3 separate regions of the Homo sapiens genome follow, and all the other regions are linked to region 1. Evidence: chromatin contacts called from ENCODE Hi-C or POLR2A ChIA-PET data. All regions are on one chromosome and are shown on one strand. Each heading gives the region's core, a stretch centred on a gene start or an enhancer-like site at or near the end of the contact. The rest is flanking DNA. Distances are from core to core; before and after follow the strand shown.

Region 1 (4,190 bases), core at 996-3,495:
GCATGATCTACATTTATATTCTCCTTAACAGACTGGATTCAAATTCTGATTTTTTCATTACTAAAAAAAGCTGTGTGACCTTGGGCAGTTCACTGTCTCTCTGAAACTTAAGTGCCTTTGTCTATGCAATGGGACTAATACCTACATTACAGAGTTGTGGCAAAAATTAAATGTAGCTGATGATGAAAATGATAATAGCAGTGATTATACACTGGTGATATCCTTAAATAAGAAAATATTGTAACATAAAGAATACAGAATTTTTAGTCCATTGACTAGTCTGTGTCTCACTGTCTCAATAACTATGTGTAACCTAAGGCAAGTTACCTAATATCATTAGGATCCAATTTCCTTATATCTGTAAGAACCCTTCCAGCCTACTAAGACTGTGTAAGAACTACTAGGAAATAATTTGATTGCCTCCTGATTAACTGTAAGTAGATTATATATTCAACAGATACACATTGAAAGCTTATAACTATAGAGTATACAAAAAAATAGATACAAAACACAAGTAAATTCAGGATATGGGGAGTTTCCATGCTTTTCTTCCAATTCCAGTATAAATTATTTTCAATTTTGTGAAATAATATTGAGTACGTAGTATTTGCAGCACATTGTTCTTGACCTGAGTAGCCAGACTACACTGCTGGAATAATTGGAACCACAGATGTCGCAATAGGACATGGGATGTGCTGGCTTCTGCTGTGGCTTCTCTCTTGGGGGGGCCACCAAGTATAATACTTTTCATGCAGTACATTTTACCTGAGCTCCCTAGCTCACCTGTGTGCTGACCCTGATTTTTCTTCTTTTTTTCCATATATATATACTCTTCCCTATTGCTCTTTCCTCTTAGAGTTAGAGCCTAGGTGATTTCTCCTACTCCGCTGAAGAAAGAACAGCAATCTAGTATAGTATTTATTTCTCTGTGCTTGTTTATTAATACACATTGCTAAGAGTTGCCTGTCTTTTTAAAGGCACACTTGCCTTATTTTGCATATAAATGGAGTATTAAATACCATCCTTCAACTTTAAACAAACCAAGTTTCATTTGAAGTCTTGTATGTAAAGATTCCATTGGAAGGGTAGATTTTAAAATAATATTTCAAACATGACTGCCACAGTTTTCTTTGCAACTTGAAGTTTTCATCAACATTTTGCAATTCTAGCAAATGGTTGTTTGCAGTGCAAAGGAACACCTGGGGTGTGTTTGTCTTAGTTACTCAAATTCATAAATGTTTGTCAGATTTTAGAACAAAGTTATGTCAGTGTGAGTATCAGTGTCTTGGATTAAAAGGTATTACCAAAGATGGCCTGAAAATGATGACCTTAAAGAGATTTCACATTCAGTGAGGTAAATTCTTCTAGTTCCCTCATAAGGTTTTTCATTTTCAGAATGCCAATAAAAGGTAGTTTTAAGAAAGCCACCCAACAGAGTTGTCCTTATTTACCTAAATTAATTGGGTAATTACATCTCAGAACTTTGAAAAAGATCAAGATTTAAGTACCATCTCTTTGGAATCTGTATCCAGAGCTTCTTAGGTAATACATATTGTCAATTATATTTCCATTTCTTGCTTATTTATGCTGTGCTCTTGTGTGTCTTTCTGTGAGTATGTGTACTTTAACAGATACTGACCCCCTGTAAAATGCCCAGTTTTGCCAGTTTTGACATTTATTAAAGTTTTGTTAGTAATATCTGAATACTTCCATTGTGTCAAAACATAAAGCAAATTCACAACATAAAGGCCAGAATCTATATGGCAAACATTCTGTGAAGAACAGGGTGACTTGGTCCAGTGGAGCTTTAGGAGACCATGAATTGCTTGAAATTTTATGCAACATTTTAACATGAGCATTTTATTTAAAAAAAAAATCCCTAATTTTCCTAGGATTTGGGACTTGATCACAAAGAAGATTAAGAACCAAGGATCTAGGGGCAGAAAGAAACTTTACTGTAACATTTGGAATTTGGTTCAGATTACTCATAGAAAAGTGCTATTATTTGTCATTACTGGGTAATACATTTTCATACGTTAAGTAAAATTCCTTTTAGTATATTTTTAGGAAATTAACAGTGTTCATATAAGTGATGCATCAGTGATGTTAGGATAATAGAAATAAGGCAATAAAGAAAAACTTTAGATCCATAAATGAGTACATTTGAATGCAGAGAGGACAGGTAAATTGCTTGAGCATATACCACTGGTTTAACAGCAAAAGTAGGCCTGAAGACAGACCTCACTTGTTGCTTGACTTCCTATTCGGTGTTCTTTCAGTTTCAATAATTGTAGTTTAGTTAAAAATGTCGTCTCATTTCAGTAAATTTCAGGGTGAAATGAATAAGAAATAAGTTTTTGTAGATCTTTTACCATGAGATGAATCAACTTCCTATGAAATAAGATGGCTCTAATTTTCCACCTCATGCAGCTATAGTATGTTTGTTAATGAAATGCTGTGTCATTCTTAACCTTTTACAGTTAGTATATAATAGCAGGTTATAATTACATTTGTCATAGTGATTGGATTTTCTTTGTAATCATATTTCTTCAAAATTTTAAAGTATTTATAATTTAAATTCTATCTGTCCATGAAATTATAATGTAGTAAAATCCAATCTACAGAAAGTTTAAGTATTAAAACAAATTATCAGCTGTTGTCATGTAAACATCATTTTATAAAACTTGCTTTTATAGAAAATAACTTCCAAAAGGAAATTAAAACCACAGGCCAGGTGTGGTGGCTTAACGCCTGTAATCCCAGCACTTTGGAAGGCCGAGGCGGATGGATCACGAGGTCAGGAGTTCAAGACCAGCCTGGCCAAGATGGTGAAACCCCATCTCTACTAAAAATACAAAATTTAGCCAGGTGTGGTGGTGCATGCCTGTAATCCTAGCTACTCAGGAGGCTGAGGCAGAGAATTTGCTTGAACCCAGGAGACAGAGGTTGCAGTAAGCTGAGATTAAGCCACTGTACTCCAGCCTGGGCGACAGAGCGAGACTCTGTCTCAGAAAATAAATAAATAAAAATGCAAAACTGATGTCAGCACAGGGTCACCATTTTATGTACGGTCATTTAAAAATCTACGAGTTAATTTGGAGGGATGTCTTATTGTAGTTACCAGTACATAAGGCAGTACTCACTTTTCTGTTTATTTCCTTTGGATGAGGATTTTGCATGAAACTATTCCTTGAAACGTTTTCAGGACCTTTTGTTGATGGAATATCTTCCAATAAGACACTTCTATTTCTTATCCTTGCCCTCTTTGGCTCTAGGACCTTTTTTTGATTTGTGTCTGACTCCCAACTCCAGTATTTATGGGGTTTTATTGGACTCTTAAGTAAATTGTCTTTTATTTTCCTGTTTCTGCCATCTCACATTTTCTGTATTTGATGTGTATGTATTTGTAGTTTCCTACTCTGATTCCATACTTTTATATATTTGGATAATATATCAGAAAATGGGTTAATCTAACCTTTGTGTTTGTATTGATTAAATCCTTATTATATGACTATATCTAATTTTAGAAGCTCCTTACCAAAGAGAAGGGCTATGGAAAATGAATTTATATGATTTATACTTGTTCCTGCCCCCAATCCCCTACCTAATACTTGTGCACATGCGCACACAGACACAGTCTATACACATTACACTATTTTGTCACCAGATTCAATTGATTCTTCCTTCCCCCCTCCGTTTATTCATTTCTTGCCTCTTAATTGATTTATTTACCTTCAGTTTCTTAAGCCAACAGATTCGCATTAGTTAATTGTGCCACCTTCAACAGCTAACCTGAAAAACAACCCTTTTGTATGGTATATAAAGTTTATTCCCTGCCATTCCTCCACAGATTTCACATCTTCCGGTGCTCTACATGTAATGCTTAGCTTGTTTTAAGAGCAGACCATGTGATGTTATACATATAATAACATTTTGTATGCTGTTCCTTCTACCTAGAATACCTTCTTTGTCCCCAGCACATTTTTTATTCTTAAATTTAATTTTAATTTTTTTTTAGAGACAAGGTCTCACTCTGTTGCCCAGGCTGGAATACATTGGCACAATCATAGCACTGCAGCCTCAAACCCCTAGACTCAAGTGATCCTCTTACCTCAGTCTCCCCAGTGGCTGGGACTAAGGGGCATGTCATGTCTGGCTAATTTTTAAATTTTTTTTTAGAGAAAGGATCT
Region 2 (4,190 bases), core at 634-3,133, 200 kb after region 1:
CATAATGTATTCTTGCCAATAAAGTTGAAACTGAATCTAGTCAAGTCTTTAGCACTAACTTCCATTTAGCACTAGGAAGCAGGAGTAGAGGAACAAGCTAAATGACACCACAAGGAAGCAAAAAGCCAAACACATGATAAGAGACATTCTATAGGGCAAAATACCTGGTTTTTTCAGTTAAGTCAGTGGCAGGGAATAAAAGTAAGGGAGGAGACTGCTCTAGATAATAGAACAACCAAATTTGGTTTGAGGACTTTGTGCAGATACCAATTTGAACAAAACCATTTAAAATACCTTTTTGAATCAATTGGGAATACTTAGTTACACAGACTGGATAGTAAGTGATCCTAAAGAATGACTGATAATTTTATTAGCTGTGATCATGGCATTATGGTTACTATTATTTAAGAAAACAACTGTAGGTTTTGAGAGATGCATAACGAAATATGTTGAGGTGAAACGACATCATGTCTGTGGGGTTTGCTTTAAAATAACAAAGTAAAAACATACTTTACACCACCACTCATCCATTTTACGTAAATTAGGAGCTGCACTGCAGTTTTTATTGGGGGCTTATTTTATTTACTCTTGGAGCATCATTGATACAGATGGTCAGCAAGATCTAGTTGGGTGCAACATTGATTTATTTACTTGGTACCTTGGAAATGAAGCATCAATATTCTCTCTAGAACTCTGAATTGTGGCAAGGAAGCTTTTCCTTTCCTTTCTCCTCTCCTCTCCTCTCCCTTCCTTTCTCCTTTCCTTTCCTTCCTTACCTCTCTCTCTTTCTTTTTCTTTCTCTCTCTTTCTTTCTTTCTCCCTCTCTCTCTCTTTCTTTCTTTGTTTTTCTTTCTTTCTTTTTTTACAAGTTATCAAAAAGTTCTGTGGCCCAGGATTTACCAATCAGTTTCCTGAAAAAGCTACTTAGCGTGGCTTGCACTGAAGCTTGTCCTGATAGCCATAGATGCTGGGTTTAAATTAGTATGTTTCCTCAGTGGTGGAAGCCAGACCTCTCTAGAAGGTAATTTGGCATCATCTATCAAAATTACAAAGGACATACCCTTGGACCCTGCAGCCCCTCATATATATATACATATATATATATATATATATATGTATATATATACACACACATATATATATACGTATATATATATACATATATATACGTATATATATATATACATATATATATACACACACACACATATATATACACACACACACATATATACACACACACATATATATATACACATATATATATACACACACACACACACACACACACATATATATGAAATGACATATATTCATTGTAGCATTGTATGTTATAAAGAAAAGATTAAAACAACTTAAATCTCCAGCAATAGGGAACTGGTTAAGTAAACTATAGTACAAACAAGGAAATACTATTTAGCTATAAAAATAATTAGAAAGCTCTTTGTGTTATATTTAAAGTTATATGAAATATGTACATATATCTATAAATATAGACATATTTACATATACAGGTATTTTTACATATATAACATATATGTTTACTGTGTTTTATGTTTCAACAAAAGGGAGGAAGAATATCTTCACTCTTTTGCCTGTAGACAGATATAAACTATCTCTGGAAAGATACCCATGAAACTACTATCATTGGTTGCCTTGGAAGTCAAGACCAGGTGCCTTTCACGGAATATTTTCTTGGTTCTTTTGAGTTTTAAACAATATCATTGTATTACCTTAAAAATAAATATATAACATTTAAATTTAAAAATCCTTGAGGGTGAGTGAGTCAAATTGTTTTTCTTTTTGCTAGATTATGCAAACAATGCTCTCCATAATCCTGAGGACAGGACAAGAGGAAGTTTTAGTTTTCACCACAAAGGTCCCAAATGTGCTACACAGAGGGGTGAGGGATTTCTGCTTCCGTGGCCCCTGGAGTCTCATCTCTCTCAGATGACTAAAGGACAGGTCAGTGTTCATATCATCTCTCACCTAGCCCGAGCCCCAGCCCACAGGCACTAATGGAACACTTGGACTTTCTAATTGCAAACTTCAGGAGAATATCAACACACAGACAAAAGCCAGCAAGACTGGAGCAAGGGAAACGTTCCTTCCTCAGCTCAGTTTAGGTGGGCAGCCTCGGAAAAAGAACATGATCAGTGAAGCAATGCAGGAAGTAACAATGAGTCACAAAAACCCAAAACGGGTTGAATTTTGCATAAGAGAAATCTCATCCAATTCACACACACAATCCTTGGGCACGATGTGGATTTTTATCTTCCAGGATACGACCTTAATATAGATCTAATCTGAAGTCAATCTGAACCTTCTCCATGTGTATGCTTGTATACTCCTTTATCTTTCAAGTCTCCAACATCACCTCCTCTGAGAAGCCTTCCCTGATCACTTCTCCGCTGAACACCTCTGTCACTCTCTACCCATCACTGTATTTTCTTCATAGCACTATCTGAAGTGTCTTTATCGCTGATTAATCCATTTACTTGTTTTCTGTCTTTTTCTTCCCACCAGCAGAGCAAGGGCATTGTCTGTTTTGTTCACCTTTGTATATTCAGCACCCAGAACAGTGCCTGGCACATACAAGGTGCCCAGTAGATATTTATTAAATGAAAAACGACGCTATTAGCATTCAAGATTTTATAGGGCTCTTCAGCTTTTTCCAGCTGAAGCCTGTGTAGAAAACAAATTTTCTCTGATGGAGAATTTCAGTTCGTGTCAACATATTGTTTCTGTTGATGTCTTCCTGAAGCCTCATGGTAGACTATTAACGAGCCTTGGGATTTTTGTTGCATATAAAACTCCCAACTACACTGCTGAAATTAACTGAGTGGAGATTTCAACACCATACAATTGTAAGACAGGTTCAAGATCACCCACAGGAAGGATATCATGGTGAGGAAAATGAGGGGGGAGAAAAATTAAACAAAAAACTATTTTTTTTTCTTTACGATTACCATGAGATGGAAAAGCCACGGGTGTTCAAAAAGCTATAATATTTTATGCCAAATTTAATTTCCTATGCCTCACTCTGTGGGGCTAACCAGTTGAAGGGCAAACAAGCCAACCCTTTCATTTATTATTATTTTTTTCCATAAGCAGTTTCTGAGAAATGCTGGGAAGGAGACTTAAACCACACATACACACACACAAGCTCACACACACATATGCACGTGCATGCCTGCATACATATACACACACGTGCATGCCTGTGCATGCGTGCACACACACACACATGCACACACAGGAGAAAGCAAGGTAAGTATTTAATGTGCCTCAGTAGTTAGGAGTAACAAAGATGAAATATAAAGATCAAGGCAAATTTCTCTTTTGTTTCCAATCTACTTATTGCAGTGTAGGTAGTAAGAGAAGCATACAGTCTGAACCACAGGTTCTAGATTTGTGGATTATATGGGACTAAAAGTTTCAAACTGGGGAGTCCCTGCAAACTCATAAATTGCAATTAATGAGGTGGGGAGAACTTGAAGCAGGCTTCACATGACATCCTAAACAGCCAACCAATGAACCCACTTCCAAGTTTTGACACTTCCTCCTGTTTTAACTTTTTGGTCTGTTAGCTCAGTCATCCCCACCACCACCACCACTTCCGGTCCCAGGTCCTGTTCTAGGTTCCCCAAGTTCTCCTATTCCTTATTTGAACATCTTCTGGGTATATAGTACAGCTTGCCTTTACAAAAGATTTTTTTCTCTGACATTCATTCAAAAACTTCAATAACCAGAGTCAAGGCAGACTCTTTAGGCAGTACAGAGTTTTTGCTTCTGTTTGAATTCAGACAGAACTTTTTGGAACCGGTTTAATTTTGCTGTGATTTGAATAAACGAAATCCCTGAGTGGCGCCGTGTGCAGTGGCTCATGCCTGTAATCCCAGCTCTTTGGAAGGCCGAGGTGGGAGGATCTCTTGAGCCTAGGAGTTTGAGACCAGCCTGGGCAACATGGCAAAACCCTGTCCATACAAAAAAATTAGCCAGGTGTGGGGGCACAGGTCTGTAGTCCCAGCTACTCAAGAGGCTGAGGTGGGAGGATCGCTTAAGCCTGGGAGACAGAGGTTGTAGTGAGCCGAGACTGCACCACTGCACTCCAGCCTGGGCAACAGAGCCAGACCTTGGCTCAAAAAAGAAAAAAAAATAAACAAAAGAAAGCCATTAAGTGGGAGTAG
Region 3 (4,190 bases), core at 988-3,487, 160 kb after region 1:
ATAACATAAGAAAAAAAATCTTCCAGAATTTTAACCACTTATCAGAGTCCTGGGTATATTCAAGGATTATGGTATTCTACTTTCTACTATTCTCTATTAGCGCCAAATTTGGCTATTTTTCAGACTGATGAGAGAAATTAGAATTTGGATATACCTATGTTTAGATGCCTAAGAATCTTTTCCACCAAATCTATTCACTCTGATTCAGGACTGGTAGAAGTTTGTATGAAAGTTATTATTATTATTTTTTTTCTCCAGGAAGACAACAGAAAGTGACAACAGCCAAATAACTTTAAATCTGTTCGTTCTGATCAGTTACAACTTAGAAGCTTGATTATTTTATTATTTATCACTCATTAAATACTTTGGCTCTCCTTTATTAAATGTTAAATCATCGTAAGTGGTAAAGTTCTTGCTATTTCTCTGAAATGGCAAAGTGTAAGGGAAAAGAGAAAGTGGCCCATTTCCTTGTTAATATGGCATTCAAACAGAACACAGTGAGCTCAACAGACAGGTCAGCTGGCTGCTGTACAGTTATTCATAACAGAGGACTCTGTACAATTATTCATAACACAAGAGCCGTCATTAGGGAGAAAATGCCTCCTTATAGCACCACTGAGACTGCAAGGCAGGAATTCCCTTTTTCCGTAGGGCACGGTTGGCGTGTGCATTTGAAAATGCTTAAATATGCTCCTTGCTCCCTTCTCTCATCCAATGACAGGACTGATGTGTTGTCAAGAGTGGTGCTGCCATAGCAAGGGTCCACTGGCTTTCCAAAGGACCTCACTTGCAATGGTCACTGCCCATGTTGGTCTTCTCTCCATCGCTACCAAGACTGTTGGAAGCTATGTTCATAAGATGGTTACTGGGGAAGCCTCAACACATTAGGATAAGGGACCATTACACTAAACAAAATTCTGCAATTAAGCCACCTTTAAGGTATCTCGTTGACCATGAATCTGAACCTCTTTTTTCTTTATTTTCAAAAGCAATATGTATTTCTACAACATTAGAAGTCCAACTTTTCTTCCAGTTCAACCATTGAGGGTCATCTTCAGCTCCACAAGACGACAAACTCCATGAGAGCAGGCCCATGATGTGACTTGGTTACCGCTGTATCCCCAGCACCTTGCAGAGTGGATGGCATCTGGTGGGCACTCAATATTCGTTAATGAGTGCTAAATGAATGGAGTGCTATCACTAAGCATGTTTGATTGCTAATGGATATTTTACACACAGAAGAAATTTAGCATCCGCTGTGCAAAATGAGACAATACAACGAGGACAAATTAAAATCTTTCCTCTTACCTTTTCTTTACTGCTTCGAATTATCTGAATTTTAGGGCACTTTTTTGCTCCAGACGAAATATCCAGCCAGTTTTCTAAGTTCTCTGAATGTACACAATCTCCTTGAAAAGTGCACCTAAAAAAACGAGGCAACAAAACAGCGACCCCATACGTGTGTTAGTTAAAACAGCGACCCCATACGTGCATTAGTTAAAACTTTCTTATACTTGGCTTCAGTACAAAATGCCAGACCTTGTACAGTGGATTATTGATTTGAGCGAGAATAGGAACATGATGCTAAAACCATGAAAAGCAACAAGAAAACAGCAGAGCATTTTTTTCCATCATGTCTAGGAGCAAAGAACAAATGTAGACAACATGGTGAACTTCGACTCCTGAGCCATCTCTCAAGATGACATCGCCAAATATATCTGAAACACATCCTCCCATGGATTCTGAAATAGGGAGCTCCCTTTTAGAAATGCCTAGCAAAGAACAGCTCAAGGAAGAGTTCACATATTGTATAAATTTTAGGTTTGCTATTCATTCTCAGAATATCAACCTATTGTGTAACTTGATTTTGTTTAAAAATAATAACAAAGTTACTATTTTGTGCTTTGCAGTATGATAATTAAATAGAAAAATTTCAAGGGCAGAGTCTGCCTAAGAATTTGATAAGACATTCCATAACCATCTGCTACATACCATTTATTTAGACAGATACCAAATTATATCAAAAGATATAGGTGAAACATTTTTCCAGGGCCATTTTCCCAAGTCAGCCAGCTCAGAGGCTGACCCAGATAAGTCTTAAGCTGTGGCCAGGGCCAACTACTTTGATAAAGAGATGCTCAGAAGCTGAGTGGTGAGATCACTGGCTTGCTTGATGTGTCAGTCACTCTAGGTCACACTAACTTGGGAACCCTTGCCTCACCAGACGGGGCACCAACCTGGCAAGAAGAACAAATACCAACAGCACGTTATCGCCAAAGGGTGTTGGACTCCACAGATATTCCATTGAATAGCATCAAGGAAAGAACGAAATATTTCTAGTACTACACCTCCTCAAGGCTGAAGATTAAAATGCAGGGGTGGTAAACCAGTGATGGTGAATTTTTAAAAGAAACTGAAAACACATGAATCATGAGATTGAAAAGCAACCAAATGATGACCACATTCAGCTACGGGGAGTCCCGGAGGGGATCCGAGCGGAATGAGGAATGGATGGGCCCAAACAGTGTATTTGGCTTCCTAAAGGTTTTATTTTTTCTCCTTTCTCTACTCTCTCTCTCTTTCAATTCTTAAGAATTTAGGCCTCATGGCTTCATCTTTGAGCTCTGTGTTAATTTGAATATGGCAAAAATAGAACAGGAAGTCAGTGAGTTTCACTAAACGTCATCCCCAAGCACAATACCTTTAGCATGTCACCGGCTTCTGACATTTGGGGAACCCTGCTCCCAATAAGCACATCTGTGTTCCACCTCCCACTACATCTGTGTCAGTTTCTTCTCCAACATTATAACCATGGGGATTTTCATCGGCAATTCTCCAAAGCCATAAATTTATCTGACCCTTGATGGCTAGCTCATCCGTCAAAGACATTAAGTTCAAATTAAACCGCCTGTCAATGTCAGAGAGAGTTTGCAACGGAGAGACAAGCACTGCTGGATTGAAAAACAGAATGACGAAGCTGGTTCTTTCGGTTGTATCTGAAATAGATCATGACTGTCAAAAACTCCCTGCCTCTCATGGGCACTCCGGTTTGTGTAAGGCACTTCCTCTGCCTATAAGAAAAAAAAAAATAAGCCAATTCCGAAGAGACTGGAGTACAAATATTTTTGTTGGCTCTTAATGCTGCCTGGGAGTCAAAGCCTAAGGCTGCCAAAAAAACAAGTGTAAAATATTTCATACAAATAGTGCTACAATTTGCCAATTTGTAGGCAGAAAACAGTAGTGCCACTGAGTTATCACTCCCTTTTCTGAACTCCTATAGCATTTCTTGTCAGAAGTACATATTTCGGTATTTAATCATATGCTGCCTCGAATTACAACTTAACTATTTCATAAGTCTATCTCAGTTCTCCCCAAGTAAGCTCTAAGCTCCTCAAAGAAGGGAGAAGGTCTTTAATATTTCTTTAGCAAATCCCTCAGTGTCTGGCAGCATGATATGCAAATACTAGGGTTTCAATAAATATTTTTGAATGAAAGGATGAAATATGAAATCTCTATAGGTCTTTTCTGTTGCTGATTTTTCTTTCTAGAGTTTTAATTCATGTCTGACTCCTCCTCATGCCAAAGAGACTATTTTTAAAACAAGCAAAAAGTTTAAATCTGGGGACAAATTGGGGGTGAGGTTTCCATTTTACTTTTTGAAAAAAAAAGGGAAAAGAAAGTATAAAATGAACCTTTCATTTTTTATTCTGCATAAGGCAAAAACAAAATCTAACCATGTTAAGCAACTAAACATAAATTCCTTGTTTTTATATATATATAAAAAAACAACCCACCACCTCTGAACTCCTATTCTTTGCCTCTCACCAGTACAAATAAAAAATGAAAAAATAAAAAGCAAACCATGACACCAAGTATGTATAACCAGATGGCCAGCCAACAACAGTATCTTATTACTTCTCAAATACTGCAGATTATAAAATCTTCATGACAGCATATTACTCATACATTTACATTTCTTACAGAGCAGATCTTATAGCTCCCATATTTTAGTAAACAAAGCTAGTTACTCTGAAATAATTCCTTTTGAAAGCTATCACTCTAATTCCTGCGTATCAACAAGAGCAACGGTCAAGTGCATAAACACTTGAGCCACTGCCCTAATTAAATTAAAATCTCATTGTCACACAGGACTCTTAGTGAGGCTGATTCTTCAGTGATGCACTCTCAGA

What was found. Hi-C counts contacts between places; a loop is a spot of excess contacts on that map. ChIA-PET counts read pairs that join two places held with the same protein, here RNA polymerase II (POLR2A). Pooled maps may share reads with other maps.
Region 2: a loop to region 1 is called in a pooled map, with 2.2 times the contacts of the local background. The contact joins the promoter of PLXNC1-AS1 here to the enhancer-like site in region 1. A Hi-C loop is called at or near these places in 8 of 50 pooled maps. POLR2A ChIA-PET finds 5 or more read pairs at or near these places in 3 of 52 experiments (H1, IMR-90 and activated CD8-positive, alpha-beta memory T cell).
Region 3: a loop to region 1 is called in a pooled map, with 9 times the contacts of the local background. The contact joins two enhancer-like sites. A Hi-C loop is called at or near these places in 1 of 37 single-sample maps with no recorded cell type and 12 of 50 pooled maps. POLR2A ChIA-PET finds 5 or more read pairs at or near these places in 2 of 52 experiments (OCI-LY7 and activated T-cell).

The regions. Positions count from the first base shown.
Region 1 is chr12:94,370,811-94,375,000 of GRCh38, reverse strand. All of the region lies in intron 8 of CEP83 (centrosomal protein 83), which reads left to right. Among named protein-coding and RNA genes, the nearest start is that of CEP83, 87 kb to the left of the region's middle. Within about 2 kb of position 2,245, at least 2 of the 41 ENCODE cell types and tissues checked have a DNase peak (open chromatin) inside an H3K27ac peak, as active enhancers do.
Region 2 is chr12:94,174,156-94,178,345 of GRCh38, reverse strand. It overlaps PLXNC1-AS1 (PLXNC1 antisense RNA 1), which reads left to right and starts at 1,883. Exons shown (of 2, transcript XR_007063411.1): 1 at 1,883-1,965. The region is part of intron 2 of PLXNC1 (plexin C1); the gene reads right to left.
Region 3 is chr12:94,206,823-94,211,012 of GRCh38, reverse strand. PLXNC1 (plexin C1) reads right to left here. Exons shown (of 31, transcript NM_005761.3): 5 at 1,309-1,423. Among named protein-coding and RNA genes, the nearest start is that of PLXNC1-AS1, 32 kb to the right of the region's middle. RefSeq lists enhancers at 2,305-2,564, 3,215-3,284. Within about 2 kb of position 2,237, at least 12 of the 41 ENCODE cell types and tissues checked have a DNase peak (open chromatin) inside an H3K27ac peak, as active enhancers do.